2 separate regions of the Homo sapiens genome follow, and region 2 is linked to region 1. Evidence: read pairs that join two places in POLR2A ChIA-PET (ENCODE). Cell type or tissue: CD4-positive, alpha-beta T cell. All regions are shown on one strand. Links, peaks and the distances in the headings refer to the core of each region. The heading gives the core; the rest is flanking DNA. Region 1 overlaps SRSF7 (serine and arginine rich splicing factor 7). Region 2 has its middle 24 kb from the start of HNRNPLL.

What was found. ChIA-PET counts read pairs that join two places held together with the same protein. Peaks named below come from ENCODE experiments on the same cell type or tissue, not always from the same donor. Only the 100,000 strongest peaks of a DNase experiment are listed, where the experiment ranks them.
Region 2: POLR2A ChIA-PET joins it to region 1 with 5 read pairs; 19 of 35 experiments call an interaction of 5 or more read pairs at or near these places.

What each region holds. Positions count from the first base shown.
Region 1 is chr2:38,738,618-38,748,226 of GRCh38, reverse strand. It overlaps SRSF7 (serine and arginine rich splicing factor 7), which reads left to right. Exons shown (of 8, transcript NM_001031684.3): 5 at 70-180; 6 at 1,480-1,533; 7 at 2,048-2,083; 8 at 3,040-4,628. The coding sequence ends at 3,094. Among named protein-coding and RNA genes, the nearest start is that of SRSF7, 7.9 kb to the left of the region's middle. RefSeq lists a silencer at 7,217-7,389. In CD4-positive, alpha-beta T cell, for the core only: no CTCF peak of the experiment used is centred there; no DNase peak of the experiment used is centred there; H3K4me3 peaks cover 740 bases; H3K27ac peaks cover 891 bases.
Region 2 is chr2:38,620,834-38,632,777 of GRCh38, reverse strand. No RefSeq gene overlaps it. Among named protein-coding and RNA genes, the nearest start is that of HNRNPLL, 24 kb to the right of the region's middle. In CD4-positive, alpha-beta T cell, for the core only: no CTCF peak of the experiment used is centred there; DNase peaks (open chromatin) are centred at 5,947 and 6,257; H3K27ac peaks cover 704 bases.

The DNA.
Region 1 (9,609 bases), core at 240-5,239:
CCAGTTGAAGTCTTAACAGGCCAAAAAAAAAAAAAACTGTGGAGATGGACTTAAAGTTCTTTATTTTAGGTCAAGGTCAGCATCTCCTCGACGATCAAGATCTATCTCTCTTCGTAGATCAAGATCAGCTTCACTCAGAAGATCTAGGTCTGGTTCTATAAAAGGATCGAGGTATTTCCAGTATGTAACACTTTTTTTCCTTACTTGTGTTTGGATTGTTCACATCTTATCAGTAGAGTGTCTTAAGGACATAATTCAAATGGATTGCTTCAGGGAATATTTGAGATGTAAAAGTTTGGAATTTATGTGTAACTTGTAACATAAATATTAACCTAGTTTTACAGATGAAGAAAAGGGCTACTAGAGATTTTAAGGCTTGTTAGGCCGTGTGGTAGACAAGGGTCCCAAGCAATACAGTTCTACTCAACACTCTGGGTAGGCATGTTGCTATAAACTTTTCTGGCTTCAGATTGGATGATACTAGCTCTGAAAGATGGTAATTGATTTTCCCGACAAAAAGGCCTATTAGCACCAGGAAAAGAGATCAGAAGCAAGTAGAAACATTTCTCATTTTTGGAATGATGGGGTTGATTTGAGACACTGGAAAGTTGACTAGGGCAGTAGTGTGTACACAGAAATGAATGTGGATTTTTTTTTTTAGACCGTTTCAGACCTGAAAAAACTAAAGAACCAGAGCTTTACTATTTGTAGAAGGCCTTAAAAGGAGATAGAATGGAAAAAATTGTAAAATAAGTATTGCAACATGTAATTAACAATATTGTTATCTGTACCAACGATAAAACCGTGGTACGGAATGCTACTGGGAGTTAAATTGCTGTTTAATAGCACAAAACCTTTAAATGCAGGAATTCTGAATCTTGTGGTCTATTTGAGAAAGCTATGAACCATCTCTTTAGATAAATTTAAAAGATAGATATGTCAGTCTGATTTGGTTTGTCTGACAGATTGATGGCTCTCAAACATAACTTGATCCAGGAATAAAGCCTTACAAATGGGGGGCGGCTTTCTTTTCGTCTGGCCTTATCACCTGAATTAGTCTCAGTTCAGGGGTCTGGTTATTTTCATCCTGCCTTAGCCTCCTGAGTAGCTGGGACTGCCATTGTGTACCACAGTGCCCAGCTGAGGGATCTGTGCCTTAAGTGAGGTTAGTTTTGCTTCCTTCATACCAGTCTCATCAAATGAAAACCATGTATTTCCCTTGGATATTACACAGTGTTTGAGAATGTTATACCTGTACAGAAACTAACCAATTGAGTGATAGAAACAAGTAATTGAAATGGGGGTTCCTTATGTCTGGTAACACTTTGTTTGACAGTGTGTTAGACAGAATAAGGCAAGTGTTGCATCTTGTTTAGTTTTAGCTTCTTTATGCCTGACCAACCTAATACAGTGTTGAGTAGTTAAGGAAATTCCTTTGGACTGATTGATATAATTGTGTTTTTCACTTTTTTTATTAAGATCCCCGTCGAGGTCAAGATCAAGATCCAGGTCTATTTCACGACCAAGAAGCAGGTAGGGTAAAAATTTGATTATGCTTTTCTAGTTATATGGCACCAATATCCAAAGAGTTCAAAGTGTTTTTAATTGTTGAAATTTTAAGTGTTAACTCTAAACTTAGGTTTTAGTGGGAACACAGTACCTTATTTGTGTATGTCCTATTTATTACTGGCTGACTTTCCCTGAACAAGGGAATGTAAAACTATAGTGAGAAAGAAGCTTATGACTTGGGGGATTATATTAAAGAGGCCCTTGTTAGAACTGATAGGTGCATGGAGAAGCATCCTGAAATCGATGTGCTTAAAGCAGAATGTAAAAGATTAATCATGATGTAGTAATTGAGTCATTTTTTGAAAAACAGTTGTTGAAAGATTGGCTTTTGTTAGCAACAACTGGTAGGATGTTTTTCAGTTTAAGTGCAGTCTGACATTTTAAGCTTAGGACATTTGGGGGTTTTACGGTATTGGTGACTACAAGAAAGGGATTGGTTAGTACTCTTTCTTTAATAGAATTTCTCATGTTTTGACAGCCGATCAAAGTCCAGATCTCCATCTCCAAAAAGAAGGTAAGCTAAATGTTTTGTTGCCAAATCTTGCCTGTCAAGTGTGGCCTCTGCAGAATTTGTTTGCTTACTGCTTTGCAGTCTTTGAGCTCTTTGGAGAATTGGTGCTATATAGATTAAAATACTATGCTAAGTTTCTGAAATACTTTTTTTTTTTGATTCAGTAACATTAGTTTATACTTTTGCTGGAAATACTTAGTCATAAAATGTTAGGGTGATTATTAAGATGTGATTGGTCCTGTGAGTACTTGGTAGAAATTTTGGTAAGATAGATGCCTTTTCCCCACATGTACAATAGATACAAAGTGTGGAGAAAAGTCTTGGAAATAGTTACCTGCCTAGTGCTTCTTTATGACCAGAAAACTTCAAATAGTTGTCATATTTATCTAGTGCTTCTTAATGACCAGAAGACTTCAAATAGTTGTCATATTTAACTGCAGGTTGACCTTGCAATTTTGACAAGGAGGATAGCCTAATTTTTTTTTTTTTCTGGGATGGAGTTTTCGCTCTGTCCCCAGGCTTGGAGTGCAGTGGCTCAATCTTGGCTCACTGCAGCCTCCGATTCCCGGGTTCAAGCAATTATCCTGTCTCAGCCTCTTGAGCAGTTGGGATTACAGGCACCCACCGCCAAGCCTGGCTAATTTTTTGTATTTCTAGTAGAGACGGAGTTTCACCATGTTGGCGAGGTTGGTCTTAAACTCCTGATCTTAGGTGATCACCTGCCTCGGCCTCTCCCAAAGTGCTGGGGTTACAGGCGTGAGCCACCGTGCCTGGCCAGGGTAGCCTAATCTTAAGCCAGGGACAAAAGATGAATATATGTAAGTTTCATGTCATTTTTAGGTCTTTGCTATAGGAAATTAGTACCTTAGGCCACCTTTGAAGTTATTGAAAGTTAGTACATGTACATGAGAGTTTCAATTGACACTAATTGGATCCAAACCTAATGTTTTTCTTTTTAGTCGTTCCCCATCAGGAAGTCCTCGCAGAAGTGCAAGTCCTGAAAGAATGGACTGAAGCTCTCAAGTTCACCCTTTAGGGAAAAGTTATTTTGTTTACATTATTATAAGGGATTTGTGATGTCTGTAAAGTGTAACCTAGGAAAGATAATTCAACCATCTAATCAAAATGGATCTGGATTACTATGTAAATTCACAGCAGTAAGATAATATAAATTTTGTTGAATGTATTAACATCATATGGTCTGAAAATGTGGGTTTTTATTTGGCACATTTAAATAAAATGTTTCTAACTAGATTTTTGATTTGTGTTCAATATTAACACTTCTTAATTTGATATATTTGAGAGTCAGACATTATAATTGTTAACCTTATTCATACATACCTACATTCAGAATTGAAAGGTGTTGGTTAAGTCTTGAACATCACTATTCTATGCATAAAACTTGGCCAGGATCTTAAGGGACTTTGAAAATTCCATCTTACCCTTGTAGCTCTGGGTAAGATGACCTGAGTCCCTTATGATACAGCCTGAATGCATCATGACAGATCCTTAAGTTAGCTAATCCGTTTGAAGTTGGTGTTAGTAGGTATTGTATGATCAGTGGTGAAGCAAGTAGGACCACTGATGTGTCTAAATGAGCATGACAGGAACTAAACGAAACTGATTAAATGTATGAGAAATAGAAACATTTCTGGATGATCTTTATACTAATTGCAGCTTTCAGGCTACTAGGTGGCATAGTGTTAATTAGGACTCCCCAAGATATGGGGAGTTCTACTCTCAATGGTCTTGTTTCTTTGCTTTCTACATTAGTTAACCAGTTTTATACCAAAAAATGCATGTTTGAGGAATTGTCTGAAATTGGGACAAAACACCTTCATGTAAACCAGCTTTGCAAAATTTTCCAGCCCAGATACTCTTCATCTATTCAAATGGATTGTCTTATTCTGAGCAAAGACCTGTTGTTAATCTTCAAGCTAGGTTTTGCAGTTCCCAACCACAACATTCTTCTATTTTGCCAGGCTGGTGCAAAGTAATTAAAGATGTCAATCAGAAATGTCAATGAGACTAAAGTGGTTTTGTAAATCTCAGCTATATTTAGCAACACTCCATGTAGCTAATATTTTTTGGTAGCATCTGGTAGACCTTAGAATGTTACATAGCCAGTAGGTTCTTTATTCAAATTTTAAGTATCTTAAGAATAGTAGGGCAGTAACAGTTACTTTTGAGAGTTTTCTGGTCAAGCTTTTACCAGGCATTCTCTAGCCTTGGTACAAAAAAAAAAAAACCTGCTGGTTGCGCAGATACCTAGGCTTGTCCATTTTATGCATTTCAGCAAAGTCATTGGATACTATTGCAACTTGGGAATACTGGTCTGCATCAAGTTTATTCGGTAGTTTGACCGCTAGTATGTTGGAAGTTATTTGGATTGTTTTTGGAATTTTGACTGGCTGAATTATGGTTGGTATAAAGTTATGTGTATAACTGGCAGGCTTATTTATCTGTTGCACTTGGTTAGCTTTAATTGTTCTGTATTATTTAAAGATAAGTTTACTCAACAATAAATCTGCAGAGATTGAACAAATAATCCTGATACTTAATTTTTGGAAGTGGGAGCTCTCAGCCAAAAGTAGGAGGCATTAATCCTGTAGCTTTAGGATGGGCAGCTAGTAGCGTCCTAGAAATGAGTATAGAAAGGATAAAAAGGTGTGGAGGAGGGGTAGGGGCAAAAATGGTTTTAAACAAATTCCAGCCTTGTGGGGAAAAGGGCTGTTTGGGCCAATACCTCTTAGGTCATGTGCAACTTGGCACCCGTTACTGATAGATGCATTTCAAAATAAGCTTTGGTGCATCCCCCCACTTGTTTTCTGTGATTGGGATTGCCAAATTGATTGTCACTGATTGGAAGTGCTGCTCCAGACTCATTCCTTCTAAACTAGCCTAGCACTGATGAGTAATCAGTCAGTTTTTATTTTTAATTTTTAAAATTTTTTTGCTTGGTGCGGTGGCTCGCGCCTGTAATCCCCCAGCTACTTGGGAGTCTGAGGCGGGAGAATCACTTGAACCTGATTGAATAGAGGTTGCAGTGAGCTGAGATTGCGCCACTGTACTCCAGCCTGGGCGACAGAAAGACTCTGTCTCAAAAAAAAAAAATTAGTGTTGCAGTGAATGTACTGTACTGTACGTCATTGACAGGTGATGTACAGTACAGTACATCATTGATAGGTGAACATGCTTACCTAGATCATCCTCGGAAATTGCTGAGTCAAAGGGTATGTGCATTATAATTTTTGCTGGGTACTGTTGGTTTGCCTTCATGGCAGTGTATAGGAGTACCTGTTTCTTTGTATCAGTTCCTACCTGATGGGCTATCAAACTTGATTTTTACCAATCTCAAGTTGAAAAATGGTGTTTCAGCATAGATTTTTTTTAAGACGGAGTCTCGCTCTGTTGCCCAGGCTGGAGTGCAGTGGCGTGATCTTGGCTCACTGCAACCTCTGCTTCCTGGGTTCAAGTGATTCTCCTGCCTCAGCCTCCCAAGTAGCTTGGATTACAGGTGCCCGCCACCACGCCCTGCTAATTTGTACTTTTAGTAGAGACAGGGTTTTGCCATGCTGGGCAGGCTGGCCTTGAACCCTGACCTTTGGTGATCTGTCTGCCTCGGCCTCCCAAAGTGCTGGGATTACAGGCGTGAGCCACCGCGCCTGGCCTCAGCATATTTTTTTTGAGGCAGGTTCTCTGTCACACAGGCTGGAGTGCCATGGTACAATCAGCTTACTGCAGCCTCTGAACTCCTGGGCTCAAGTGATTCTGCCACCTCAGTCTCCCGAGTTGCTGGGACTACAGACTTGCACCACCACAGTCGGCTATTTTTTTTTTTAATTTTTAGTAGAGATCTCGCCTTGTTGCCCAGGCTGTTCTTGGACTCCTGGGCTTAAGTGATCCTCCCATTTTGGCCTCCCAAAGTGCTGGGATTCCAGGCATGAGCCACCATTCCCGGCTGTTTTACATTTTGAAGTGGTTGAAAAAGAATAAAAATTGTAACATTTTATGACATATGTAAGTTGTGTGAAATTTAAATTGTAGTGTTTATAAAGTTTTATGGAAACAGCTATGACTTGTTTGCTTATGGGCTGTCACTGTTTTTGTGCTAACAGTAGTGGAGTTGAGTGGTTGTGACAAAGTCCAACAAAGCCTGTAAAATCTACTCTCCTTTTCATTTTACAGACAATATTTGCCAGCCCCTGGTTTAGATATGTGTCTTCAACTTTACAACTTTCAAAACAATTTTATCTCTGGAGATCTTGGGTACCAAGATTATTTGTAGAGTTGCCAGGGCCTTACCAAGATAGACTTTTGGTCTGGGAAGCCTGACTTATCCAGGACTCTTTCCTTGAAGTGCTTTGTGAAGCTCGGGGGCAAATTCTAGCCAAACGCATTTACGGACTTACCGTAAAATGGATGAATGAGACCATACTAGGGAAAGCTTTTACTCTAGGGTAGTGGTTCTGATTGCTAGTTGCAGACTAAAATCACCCAGGGTGCTTAAAGACATTCAAATGAAAGAATCACTGAGGGTGAAGCCTGGGTATTAATGTAAAAATTTCACCTGGTGATTTCTGAGACAGCATCTGTCACCCAGGCTGGAGTGCAGTGGCATGATCGCTGCCTTGACTTCCTGGGCTCAGGTGATCCTCCTGCCTCTGCCTCCTGAGTAGCTGGGACTACAGGCACATGTCACCACACCCAGCTAATTTTTGTATTTTTTTCTTAAAGATGGGGTTTCACCATGTTGCTTAGGTGGGTCTCAAACTCCTGGGCTTAAGCATTCCACCGGCCTTGGCCTCCGTAAGTGCTAGGATTACAGGTGTGAGCCACAGTGCCTCGCTTCTCCCCTGGTTCTTCTAATACGCAACCAGAATTGAAAACCACTGCTCTGGAAGTGGTGTTAGTTATTGGAAGATTGGCCTGGTTTATTCTACTATAATAAGGAAGTAGCAGCACTCACATGTGAATCAAAGGATTCTGCTATTGTCCTCTAGGTTTCTCTGTCTCCAAATGATCCCATGCTGGAAAGGAAACTGAAAAAAACAGAAACTGCATTTTAATTTATATTAGTACCAGTAGAGGTCGCTGTGCTCAAAGAAATAATCATCTTTAAAAAAAAGTTAACATTCTATTCAGAATTTTTTTTTTTTTTTTTTGAGACAGAGTTTTGCTCTTGTTGCTCAGCCTGGAGTGCAGTGGCGCGATTTCGCTCACCGCAACTTCCACCTCCCGGGTTCAAGCTATTTTCCTGCCTCAGCCTCTTGAGTAGTTAGGATTATAGGCATGTGTCACCACCCCTGGCTAATTTTGTATTTTTAGTAGAGACGGGGTTTCTCCATGTTGATCAGGCTGGTCTCAAATTCCCGACCTCAGGTGATCCACCCACCTCAGCCTCCCAAAGTGCTGGGATTACAGGTGTGAGCCACCACGCCCGGCTAATTTTGTATTTTTAGTAGAGATGGGGTTTCACCACGTTGGCCAGGCTGGTTTCAAACCCCTGAGCTCAGGTGATCCACCCGCCTCGACCTCCCAAAGTGGTGGGATTATAGGCATGAGCCACCATGTCTGGCCTAAATATTTTTTTTAGTATAAAAAATTAAGTGTGTTACTTAATTCCTCTTGATTTTTTAAAACTATTTTTTAGTTAGTGGTTGAATCTTACCACAATCTAGTTCTGATTAATACTCTGGTAAAATATAGAAATTACACTCCAATGCTGTTTCCTTTTACTCTTCCCTCTTTTATGCTATATTTATGTATTCTAAACTTGATACTACTGTGTTACAAGTATTGCTTTGTGTAATCTTAACGTCTTTTTTTTTTTTTTTTTTTTGAGACGGAGTCTCACTCTGTTGCCAGGCTGGAGTGCAGTGGCATGATATTGGTTCACTGCAACCTCTGCCTCCTGGGTTCAAGCAGTCCTCCTGCCTCAGCCTCCTGAGTAGCTGGGACTACAGGCACGTGCCACCATGCCCAGCTAATTTTTGTAATTTTAGTAGAGACAGGGTTTCACCATGTTGGCCAGGATGGTCTTGATCTTTTGACCTTGTGATCCACCTGCCTCAGCCTCCCAAAGTGCTGGGATTACAGGCGTGAGCCACCATGCCCGGCTAATCTTATGTCTTTTAAGAGAATAAATGAAAAAATACAATGTCTTATTAATCCATATATTTACTATTTCTGATCTTCTTTATTTCTTTCCATGGATTCTGGTGTAATTTCAGTATGGAGGACTTCCTCTAGTATTTCTCATAAGGCAGGCTTGCTAGCAATGAATTCCCTAGTCTTTATTTCACCTTTGCTTTTGAAGGATAGTTCTGGGTGATAATTGAATCTCTGGTTTTGAAGCACTTTGACCATGTCATTCCACGGCATTCTGGGCTCCATTGTTCCAGATGAGAAGTCAGCTGTTAATTGTACTGGTGCTGGTGGTCCCCTGTAGCGAGGAGTCATTTTTCTCCTGCTGCTTTCAAATTTTGTTTGCTTTTGACATTCAGCAGTTTAAATGTATCAACAGTTTGGTGTATCTAGATGGGAATCTCTATTCTTGAAGTTTGTTGAGCTTCTTAGATTTATAGATAATTGGTTTTCATCAAATTTGGAAGTTTTTTGCCATTATTTTTTTTTGTCCCTCTCTTTGGACTCCCATTACTCATACGCTCATGTGCTTGTTTTCTCACAGGTCTCTGAGGTTCTGTTCAGTTTTCTTCAATCTCTTTTCTGTTTTTCAGGTTGAATAATTCCTATTAATCTACCTTCAAGTTCACTTACTCTTTCTTCTGCTGTCTCAAATCTACTTCTGACTCTCTCTAGTTAACTTTTTTTTTGTTTTGTTTTGTTTTTTTTTGAGACAGTTTCACTGTGTTGCCCAGGCTGGAGTGCAGTGGCGTGATGTTGGCTCACTGCAACCTCTGCCTCCCGGGTTCAAGTGATTCTCGTGCCTCAGCCTCCCAGTATTACAGGCACAGGCACATGGTGATGCCTGGCTAATTTTTGTAGTATTAGTAGAGATGGGGTTTCACCAGGTTGACCAGGCTGGTCTTGAATTACTGTCCTCAAGTGATCCGCCCACCTCAGCCTCCCAAAGTGCTGGGATTACAGGTGTGAGCCATTGTGCCTGGCCTCTCTAGTTAACTTCTTATGCATCATTATACTGTTTTCAACAAACTTCTACTTGATTCCCTTTTTTTTTTTTTTGAGGTAGTGTCTCACTCTGTCACCCAGGATGGAGTGCAGTGGCATGATCTCAGCTTACTGCAACCTCCGCCTCCCAGGTTCAAGCAATTCTCCTGGCTCAGCCTCCCAAGTGGCTGGGATTACAGGTGTGCACCACCACACCTAGCTAATTTTTGCATTTTTAGTACAGATTGGGTTTTGCCATGTTGGCCAGGCTGGTCTCAAACTTCTGGCCTCAGGTGATCTGCCTGCCTCGGGCTCCCAGAGTGCTGGGATTACAGGCGTGAGCCATTGGCCCCAGCCTACTTGATTCCTTTTTATAATCTCCAGTTTTTTTGTTTTTG
Region 2 (11,944 bases), core at 3,735-8,734, 120 kb after region 1:
ATCCCAGCACTTTGGGAGGCCAAGGTGGGCGGACCACCTGAGGTCAGGAGTTCAAGACCTGCCTGGCCAACGTGGAGAAACCCCATCTCTACAAAAATACAAAAATTAGCTGGGCATGATGGTGGGCACCTGTAATCCCAGCTACTCGGGAGGCTGAGGCAGGAGAATTGCTTGAACCCGGGAGATGGAGGTTGCAGTGAGTCAAGATCGCGCCATTGTACTCCAGCCTGGGAGACATAGCGAGACTCCATCTTAAAAAAACAAACAAACAAACAAACAAACAAACAAAAAAACAATTGTGGTTCTTTGCTAAGATGATTAAAATGATACTATGACCCACTATCAGTAGGACTTTAATTTTTAGTTTAATTATAACAGTGATAAATTTGCACTGAATCACAATACCACATTTCTTCAATTTTAAGATGTATTTTTCCACGTATTAAAATTTCTGAAATGACTACTTTCTCCCTGCCTGCTACATATAAATATACCATGCTTAATTTTGCTATTTGGCTATTACTGAACATTCAGGTCATTTCTAGGTTTTTTTCTCTCATTTTCATTTTGAATAATTGTCTCACACTGATTTTTTAATCATTAATTTTTTTTTTCTCAACAATTAGAAACCAGGTTGCAATGCTACAGTGTGATGTGGTGCTTAAAAATATGGGCTGTGGAATTGCACTGTTGGGTGTTGATCCTGACCCTCCTAGTATCTTCAGGCTGAGTAGTGTTGGCAGTAACCCAAGTCTCCTAATTTATGGGGCGGATTTAGCACCATACTTGGCACCAGCATAAGCATCCAGTTAATACTATTTTTTTGGTCACAAAAATATTCCTTGATATATAAGAATTATCTCTAGTACAGATTTCTGAAAATGGTATTATTTAACAAAAGGGCATAAACACTTTAGGACGCTTGATAGGTATTGATAAATTGTTTTTCACAAATTCTTATCAATGTATTTGCCTATCAGCAGTATCATACCAACAACCAATATGATATATTTAACCCCCTTTGAATTAGAGAGGCGATAATATTTAAATATTTAATTTTTTAACTACTAGATCGATGGAAGATTTTTTAAAAAATACCATATATTTAATTGCCATTTAGATTTCTTCTTGTGTGAATTTGTTTATTAATGACTTCTATGCCATTTTCTAACGTAGTCTTAATATTTATCTGATAGTTTATATGAACTGGATACAACACTGATACTTTAACTTTACATTGTTTTTATGCACTTTAACTTGTTTTAAACAAAATTTTTAAATGAACTCAGATTACCTTTTATATTAAAAATATGAAGATAGTATTCAAACAAAAGGGTATCTATAACATATTGCACAATTTAGAGACTAATAATAAGCTGGACTCAGTGGCTCATGCCTGTAATCCCAGCACTTTGGGAGGCTGAGGCGGGAGGATTGCTCGAGGTCAGGAGTTCGAGACCAGCCTGGCTAATATGGTGAAACCTTGTTTCTACTAAAAATACAAAAATTAGCTAGGCATGGTGGTGCGCGCCTGTAATCCCAGCTACTCTGGAGGCTAAGGCATGAGAATTGCTTGAACCTGGGAGGCAGAGGTTGCAGTAAGCTGAGATTGAGATTGTGTCACTGCACTCCAGCCTGGGTGACAGAGTGAGATTCTGTCTCAAGAAAAAAAAAGACTAATAATAAAATTAACACCTCTATACCTGACACTCAGCTTAAGAAGCAGAACATTAGCAGTACTTTGGAAAGCACTATGTAAAACTCCCCAGTCTCAACCTTCCCAAGTCTTGGGGTTACCAGTCTTAAATTTTATGTCTTGCCTTTCTTTATAGTTTTACCATACATATATGTGTGTGTGTGTGTCTCTAAGTAATATATTGCTTGATATTTCCTGTTTTCAACTTTTGTATCAATGCAATTAGAGTGTATGCATGCTTCTATGACCTGATGCAGTACAGTTCTATTACATATCAGGTCTCTACCTGAGCCTGTTCTCCTGGCGGATTTGTCTCTGGTCAATACCACTAAGTCTTAACTATTAAAGCTTCATATTAAGTCTTAATATCTAGTAGGGCAGATCTTTACACCTGTTCTTCAGGAGGGTCTTGCCTATACTTGGCACTTAGTTCTTTCATATAAATGCTAGAAAAAACTTGTAAAGTTTAATGAAAAAAAAAACCTACTGGAGTATGATTCAGAATTGCATTGAATCCATAAATCAATTTGAGAGAACAGACATCTTTATGATGTTCTGTTTATGAAAAAGGTATGTCTTAGCTAGGTGTGGTGATTCACGCCTACAATCCAAGCACTTTTGGAGGCCGAGGCAGGAGGATTACTTGGGGCCAGAAGTTCGAGACCAGCCTGGGAAAGATGGTGATACCAAGTCTCTACACAAAATACAAAATTAGCTGGGCATGATGGAACATGCCTGTAGTCCCAGCTACTTGGGAGGCTGAGGCAAGAGGATTGCTTTAGCCCAGAAGATTGAGGCAGCAGTGAGCCGTGCTTGCACCATTGCACTCCAGCCTGGGCTAAGAGTGAGAACTTACCTCAAAAAAAAAAAAAAAAAACAAACAACCAGATGTGTCTTTCCATTTATATTTGTGGTAGACAGAATAATACCCCCTGCTAAGACGTCCATGTCCTAATGCCCAGAGCCTGTGATATGTTACATTGCATCTGAGTTATCTAGATGGGCCCAATGTAATCACAAGGGTTTTATAAGAGGGAGACAAGAGGGTCAAAGTCAGAGAGAAGATGTGAGGACTGAAGCAGGGTTTGAATTTGAAGATCAAGAAAGGGGCCACTAGCCAAGAAATGCAGGCAGCCTGTAGCATATGGAAAAGGCAATGAAAAGGTTCTCCCCTAGAGCCTCCAGGAAGAATGCGGCTATGACAACTTGATTTTGGCCCATAAGACTCTTTCCTGCTTCTGACCTCCAGAACAGTAAGATAATAAACTTGGGTTGTTTTAAGATGCCAAGTTTGTGGTCATGTGTTACAGCAGTAATAGGACACAAATGCAATATTGTTCCACACATAGCTGTTATAAAAATAACTTGCTGGATTTATTTCTAATCACTTTATAGTTTTCATTGCCATTTTAATGGCATTTTAAAAATTAATTTTATTATATCTTACACTTTATAGAAATGCTGTTGATATTTGTGAACTGATTTTTGTATCTAAGAACCTTACTTATTCTAAGAATTTATCTGGAGATTATTCCATCAGATTCTATCATTTTCAAATAACCGTAGTTTTCTTTCTACTTTCCCAGTTCTTTCTTTCTTATCTTATTGGGCTGCTCAGACCCCTAGTACAATATTTGATAGATATGATGATAGTAGCCATCATTTTTAAATTTCTGATTTTAATGGATATGATTTTAATGTACCACCTGCTAGAGGGTTTTTGAAGATACTCTTTTTCTCTTTGTACTGTATTCTGAGAAACTTCTTGACTTCTATCTTCTAGTACACTAATGATTTTTTTTTTAGTTAAAATATTTTTTACTTTTTAAGATAGGGACGGGTTCTCACTGTGTTGGCCAGGCTGGTCTTGGAGTCCTGGGCTCAAACAATCCACCTGCCTCGGCCTCCCAAAGTGCTGGGATTACAGGGATATGCCACCGTGACTGGACTGATTTTCTCTCTCTCTCTCTCTTTTTTTTTTGGTCATGACAGCCTACTGTTAAATTTTCATCTGTTTTTAATATGCTAACTAGTCCCTTTGATTTTTTATTTCAATTAAAATTTTTAATTTTTAGTTATTCTAATTGTTCAGATCTACTTTGTCAGTTTTTATATTCTCCTGTTTATACTTTCAATGTTAAATACATTCTATATATTTATAAAATAAATCTATAATTGATCATCCAATATCAAAAGTTTTTACAAGCTGATTTTGCTGTTGTTTCTGATGACTCTCACATACTGTGGCTTGTTTCTTTGTGTGTTATATAATTTTTTGTTGTGAGGTCATGTTCCTTGGAACTTTGTGAGAATTCTTTTAAAGTCTGGGTTTAAAGTGTGTCCTGCCAAAGATAATTTGCTTATACCTGCCAAGTGCTTGCACTGTAAGAAAACCTGATTCCAGGCCGGGCGTGGTGGCTCATGCCTGTAATGCCAGCACTTTGGGAGGCCAAGGTGGGTGGATCATGAGGTCAGGAGTTCAAGACCAGCCTGGCCAACATAGTGAAACCCCGTCTCTACTAAAAATACAAAAATTAGCCGGGCGTGTTGGCACGTGCCTGTAGTCCCAGCTACTCAGGGGGCTGAGACAGGAGAATAGCTTGAACCCAGGAGGTAGAGGTTGCAGTGAGCTGAGATTGCACCACTGCACGCCAGCTTGGGCAACAGAGTGAGATTTCATCTCAAAAACAAACAAACAAACAAACAAAAAAACCTGATTCCAATGATCCATTCACTAGGTGTGTAACTCTAGGCAAGTTATGTAACCTCTTAGCCTCCCTTTCCTCATTGGTACAATGGGATACCAAGAGTATACTTGGCTGGGTAGGATTAATGAGTTAATATGTATAAAGTGTTTAACGAACTGCTTGGCACATGGTGTGTTCTTAATATGTCAAATATCATTATTATTACTTAAATTTTTTCCAGTTAGGCTGTCACTGAGTACAGAACACAGTGATATCAACAAGAATTATAGAGCACTGCTATAACATTACTTGACACAGAGCTTCAGATACACTCTGGCCATATCATCCTCTAAAATAAAGATCTATTTTCCCTAAGTTCTTTCCTGAAAGTCTCAGATCACTGGAGAGGCTGGAGTTGGGGTTGGGAACAGTGGAGGGGGAAGGTGATGAGGAGAAATGGTGGAAGTATCTCTCTGGAGGGGCTGCTGCTGACATTACAGGGTCCCCCAATAATAAAGCTGGTTCACCATCTAATTGTCCTGCAGAAAAGCCCTTTAGGCAACACACCTTGCCAATGCACCCGGAGCTTCCAAAGAGCCTTTTTAGGAGGCACTCTTAAAAACTAATGATCAGCCAAGGATTCTGACATTTCAAGAAAACCTGCAACATGAAAGACACATACTGAAACAAACAGAGAAAAATGGAATTCAGATGTTAGAAGGCAGAGAGTTCTTGACCCTGGAAAGAGTTAAGTCGAGTTACAATCACTGTTTGTAAAGCTGTTTGATCTGCAATGTTAGCACTGCTATGGCCACAGTCTCATATCACTAAGGATTACATTCAACTGCAAGTAACCCACCACCAGACTATAGTGGCTTAAACAAATAGCCATTTATTATTGTGACAAAACAAGAAGTTGGAGGTAGCAGCTGCAGGAATTGGTTCAATATCCCAATTATGGCAGGAACGGCACCTTTGTGATTTTCTCCTTCGTTTTCTCACGGTCCAAGATGGTCATTGCAGTTTCAGGAATCATATCTTATTAAAGGCTGATGCAGTCCCCATGCCCTTCTTTATGAGTGGGGAATCCTATACAGAGTATAAGGGAGGCTGTTAATGGGAGTAGCTTAATGGCTGCCAAGGGCTCAGAGAAATCTTTCTTCATATTTGTAGAGCCCAGTTTCTCATCAGAGGACTCTTAGCTTAGATTGGTGTTAAATGCAAGTAGTCAGGTAATGATCATTGTGATGGTTAATATTGAGTGTCAACTTGATCGGATTGAAGGATGCAAAGTATTGTTCCTGGGTGTATCTGTGAGGGTGTTGCCAAAGGGGATTCACATTTGAGTCAGTGGACTGAGAAAGGCAGACCCAGCCTCAACCTAGGTGGGCACAATCTCATCAGCTGGCAGCATGGCCATAAAAAAAAGCAGGCAGAAGAATGTGGAAAGACTAGACTAGTTGAGTCTTCTGGCCTCCGTCTTTCTCCTGTGGTGGATACCTCCTGCCCTCAGACATCAGACTGCAAGTCTTTGAGGGCAGCTTTGGGACTCTTGGGCTTTAGACCACAGACTGCAGGCTGCACTGTTGGCTGCCCTACTTTTGAGGCTTTGGGACTCGGACTGGCCTCCTTGCTCCTCAGCTTGCAGACAGCCTATTGTGGGACCTCACCTTGTGATTGTGTGAGTCGATACCCCTTAATAAACTCCCGTTTATGTATACGTATATATATTAGTTCTGTCCCTGTAGGGAACCCTAATACACTCATTTATAAATTAGTAGATTGTGCCACTGCTGACACCTGCTTGCCTAACGAAGCTTCCTATCTAGTTAACTGACAGTGTGCCCTTGTGGGACTGTTATCACTGACATCAAAAGGATGTGGGGGGAGGGGAAAAATCCCACAGTGGGTCTTAAGAAGACAGTTCTACAAGCACATCACTTTTCAAAGGTTTAACACCATTTAAAAACCATTTCATGTTACATACAATATAGAAAACATCCTCAAATGGTTTAAAGATACGTTCCTGTGACTATGTAAAGCTGGCAGTCTTCTGTGGAACTCTATAGAGTTTTCTCAGATCCTCAGGAGATTAATTCAGAGATGAGCTAAGCTAACTTGGGAATCAGTCCCTGGAGCTGGGTTGTGGATGACAACAATTCCAGCTTTTTCTTTTAAACATAACAAAGCTCAAGCACCATTATATAATGGTAATGTAAATCAAAACCACTGGGGAAAAATCACCCATAATTCCACTACTTTAACAAATAAACCAGTTTCATTTTTCCATGTATCTTTAATGATGATTGACATATTTCTTTAAATGACAAATCACCCATCTAAATGCAAGCTGCTCTTGAGCTATGAGAGATGGTTACAGAGCATTTGGGGGTTAGGGCCACACAAGAGGTTTGATTCACTGTCTTTAAAACTCTTCTGACCCTTACAAAGTAGCAAATTTTAAAAATCGTAATTTGTGTACACATCTTGTCTGTTCTAGATTATAATCGCTCAGAAGACAAATGAGAATCATGGTTTACTCACAATTGCATTCCCTGAAATACCTAGTTCATAAAAGACATATGTACCTTGTCCATAAAACACAATTAATAAATATTTATTGAAAAAGTGAATGGGGGCAGAGCACCATGGCTCATGTGTGTAATCCTAGCACTTTGGGAAGCCAAGGTGGGTGGATCATCTGAGGTCAGGAGTTCGAGACCAGCCTGGCCAAGATGGTGAAACTCCATCTGTACTAAAAATACAAAAAATTAGCTGGGCGTGGTGGCATATGCCTGTAATCCCAACTACTCAGGAGGCTGAGGCAGGAGAATTGCTTGAACCTAGAAGGTGGAGGTTGCAGTGAGCCCAGATCGCGCCACTGCCCTCTAGCCTGGGTGACAGAGTGAGACTCCATCTCAAAAAAAAAAAAAAAAAAAAAAAAAAAAAAAGTGAATGCGGCTGATCAAGATGGGGGTGTGGAGGCTAGGAGTGAGACCAGGAGGTGATAGCAAGGCTGCCTGTTTCCCAGCTCCTCTCTGGTTTGGCCAGTAACACAGTCTTGCATGAGAAGAGGGCTGAAGGGGAAGGGAGTGTGGGACACCACCATCAATTTTCTCAGTGCCGCTCTCTGGAGTCCCTGTCTGCTTCTGGCCACCCTAAGCTCTCAGCTCTATTTACCTACAGACCAGAGAAAAAACATTGTGCGATCTTTGAGACACTCTGCCCTCTGGTATCTACTTGCCAGAGTTGCTGTAAGGATTGCATGAGTTCATATATGTAAACTGCTTGACAAAATGCGTGACATGTGGTGTATTCGGAGATTAGGTAGAGTCCATGGGGGCACAGCCAGAGTAACAGACAGTCCTAGAAGAGGCATGCTAGAGACAGCCCGGAGCAGTTAGGGGCCCGAGGACAAGAAGTAATTTGGAGATAGCCAGTTAAACGTTTACCAGCACACACTGAATAGAGGCATGTGCTGGGACAAAGAGCCGTGTACTTAGAGACTTCAGGATGAAAATGCAAATGGACAAAACCATCAACTCCATCAGTGGGGGCAGCAGAATACCATGAGTGGCAGAGAAAGGAACATTTTCATTCAGGGGTCATCATCCAGGAATAAGACCAAACTAGTCCTTCCACAGCAGAGACCAGCAAAGATCCTGGATACCAACTGGATCTGAAGCCCCTCCCCCTACTGCCCCAGAATGCTGCAATCCAGTATCACTGAGCTGCCATCCTGAGGATGCCACTGGACATCTGTCCCCATGACTCAGTCATCCAGAAGACTGTTTAAAAGCCGAGACTAGGCCGGGCGCGGTGGCTCACGCCTGTAATCCCAGCACTTTGGGAGGCCGAGGCGGGCGGATCACGAGGTCAGGAGATCGAGACCACGGTGAAACCCCGTCTCTACTAAAAATACAAAAAATTAGCCGGGCGCAGTGGCGGGCGCCTGTAGTCCCAGCTACTCGAGAGGCTGAGGCAGGAGAACGGCGTGAACCCGGAAGGCGGAGCTTGCAGTGAGCGGAGATCGCGCCACAGCACTCCCGCCTGGGCGACAGAACGAGACTCCGTCTCAAAAAAAAAAAAAAAAAAAAAAAAAAAAAAGCCGAGACTATGAGACTTTTGATTGGCTGGTCAGTTTTCAAATAGTTGGAATCTAGAATCCAGTTCTCATCTTAGATTCACTTTTCCACCTTGACTTTTACTCCCCCTTAGCGAGGCACACATTGTCTTCTGGTGCTCACAGGCCATAGCAGTTAAAGTGGTAGACATCTATTTGTTTCTGTCTTTTTCTCCATAGTGACCAGTCCTGATGGACTATTCACAATCGCTCCTCCTTGGCTTATCAGGCCTCATGCAAATCACATGCTGTCCCAAATGACCAGTGAACTGCCTCCGAAGGAACCAAAGTGACAGGGGCTGTGGAGCTGAGGACCTCTCTCTAATCCCTCCAGGCTGAAAAATTAATGGCCCACTTTTTCTGATGGTAAAATAATAATTAGTATGATTAATATTAGTAATAAAATTATTAAATAATGTAAAGCTTGATGAAATCTCTTTGGGTGATAGGAAAATGAATTGCTATAGGATCTTGGATTCTTGTACTAAAAAGGAGAATTTTTTTTTTTTTTTTTTTTTTGAGATGGAGTCTTGCTCTATATCCCAGGCTGGAGTGCAGTGGTGCAATCTCAGCTTACTGCAACCTCCACCTCCTGGATTGTAAGCAACTTTCTCTGCCTCAGCCTCCCAAGTAGCTGGGATTACAGGTGCTCCCCACCACCCCCAGCTAATTTTTGTATTTTTAGTAGAGACGGGGTTTTGCCATGTTGGCCAGGCTGGTCTTGAACTCCTGACCTCACGTGATCCACCCGCCTCAGCTTCCCACAGTGCTGGGATTATGGGAGTGAGCCACTGTGCCAGAGAAATTTTTTAAAATGGTGTGTGTGTGTTTTTTTTTTTTTTGAGATGGAGTCTCGCTCTGTCGCCCAGGCTAGAGTGCAGTAGCGTGATCTCGGCTCACCACAACCTCCGCCTCCCAGGTTCACCCCATTCTCCTGCCTCAGCTTCCCGAGTAGCTGGGACTACAGGCTCCCGCCACCAGGCCCGACTAATTTTTTGTATTTTTAGTGGAGACAGGGTTTCACCATGTTAGCCAGGATGTTCTTGATCTCCTGACCTCATGATCTGCCTGCCTCGGCCTCCCAAAGTGCTGGGATTATAGGCGTGAGCCACCACGCCCGGCCTAAATGGAGTTTTTAAACTGTTCTACACTAGAGGATGAACAGCCTGCTTTCTGTAGACCTCCTGATTACGTTATCCTTGATCTTATATACATTAGACTCTGGTTGGAGAGAAAAATACACACACACGCCAAACAGATTCCATTATTCTCAGTTTAGAAAAAAAACCTCATTAAATTTGTAGGTAGTACCTTAGTGATAGTGCTGATAGGAGGTGAACTAAATTCAAGAATGTCTGTTGAATCCATTACCTGCACTGAAAAAAAAAAAACCGGGATTTTACGCTTATACAGGGCCATTTTGACCTGGCTACATCAAAATGGCTGCTTAAAAATGTCCTGCTTCAGACTTGTGTTGTATTCGGTCTTGCAAACACATCCTATCCTGACCACCTCACTCCCTGCTCCTTAAAACTATACCCTAAAGAACACAGGAGCATTTGCCTGTGACACAGATCAGGAAGAATCCATTCACAAACAACCATAACAATATGCTTTTTACACATACTAGGAGCAGAGGTAAAGCCTATGCAAATTATTTTTCTTCATCATATCTTTTAGGTATAATTTTAAAATTCTAGACATTCAACGATCTGCAGGTGATTGGTAATACTATTTTGCTGGCTGCACAATGTGAAAATACTATAGCATATAATGAGAAGTAGGGAACAATTCTATCTTTTGTGGTCAAGGCCCTCACATGTCAGACATGTTGTGGTTTTCTTCTGCAAAAGAAGCGGGAGGTGGAATAGGGAAGTAAGGAGAAAAGGGAAATGACTGAAGAGATTCAGTCATTCATTCAACAAATACTCATTGAGCCCTACTGTGTTCCAGCACTATTCCAGGCACTGTTAATAGAAGCAAAACAAAGATCTCTGCATTTGGAATTCTAACTGGAATAAGGTTATACCGGACATGAGTATGGGAACTGTTGGTGCATAATGATGTGTAATGTTCTCATTTGAGTCTATAGTATACTTCTTATAGCTACGTTGGAACATACCGTAGATATTAAATGCAAATATTCACCTATGAGAATTCTTTTTTTGAGACGGAGTCTCGCTCTGTCGCCCAGGCCGGACTGCAGTGGCGCTATCTGGGCTCACTGCAAGCTCCATCTCCTGGGTTCACGCCATTCTCCTGCCTCAGCCTTCCGAGTAGCTGGGACTACAAGCGCCCGCCACCGCGCCCAGCTAATTTTTTTGTATTTTTAGTAGAGACGGGGTTTCACCGTGTTAGCCAGGATGGTCTTGATCTCCTGACCTCGTGATCCGCCCACCTCGGCCTCCCAAAGTGCTGGGATTACAGGCGTGAGCCACCGCGCCCTGCCGAGAATTCTTACAGCAATTGTGGTGGTGCTGTTCTTGATGCCATTGGTGAGCCAACATTTACCACATACAAGAAGGTGTGTAGAAACCCAAAACTGAAATTAGAGGTAGGAAATATGGCTGGAAAATGTTATAGAAATGCCATATATATATTTTTTTTTCAATTTTGTGAGCATTTATTTGTTAATTTCTAAAGTTCTCGCTCCCTTTAAAATATGTCCCTTCTTCCCCCCCAACTTTTATTCCAGCTGCAGGGGGTATATGTGCAGGTTTTATACATGGGTAAATTGCATGTCACAGGGGTTTGGTGTTCAGATTATTTTCTCACCCAAGTAATAAGCATAGTACTCGACAGGTAGTTTTTTGATCCTCACCCTCCTCCCACTCTTCACCCTCGAGGAGGCTCCAGTGTCTGTTGTTCCTTTATTTATGTCCATGTATACTTAATGTTTAACTCCCACTTCTAAGTGAAAACATGCAGTATTTGGTTTTCTGTTCCTGAGTTAATTTGCTTAGGATAATGGTGTCCAGCTCCATCCATGTTGCTGCAAAAGACATGATTGCATTCTTTTTTATGGCTGCATAGTATTCCAGGGTGTATATTACCACATTTTCTTTAACCAGTCCACCACTGATGGTCATCTAGGTTGAATTCCATCTCTTTATAGCCTCATATTTTTGTGGTACTGTGGCTTCTTCCTGGTCTTTGTTACAGGAAAGACATTTAAGTGATGTCAGCTATAAAAAGGCTAAAGTTTGTCATCTGAAAGATAAAACACCAGAATCTCTACCTTTAGTTTCATCAACATTTTCCAGGTCTTTCTTCTATATCACCACCTAAAAATCACTTATGATCTTATGAAAGTATAAATTCCAGAGAACAACAATTTGTTTTGAAGACTGTGATAGACACTGCTAGTTACCTGTTTAGTGACCATTTCCCACTTCTTTCTTGTTGAGATAATTCTAATTTTATTAGGGCAGCAATGGC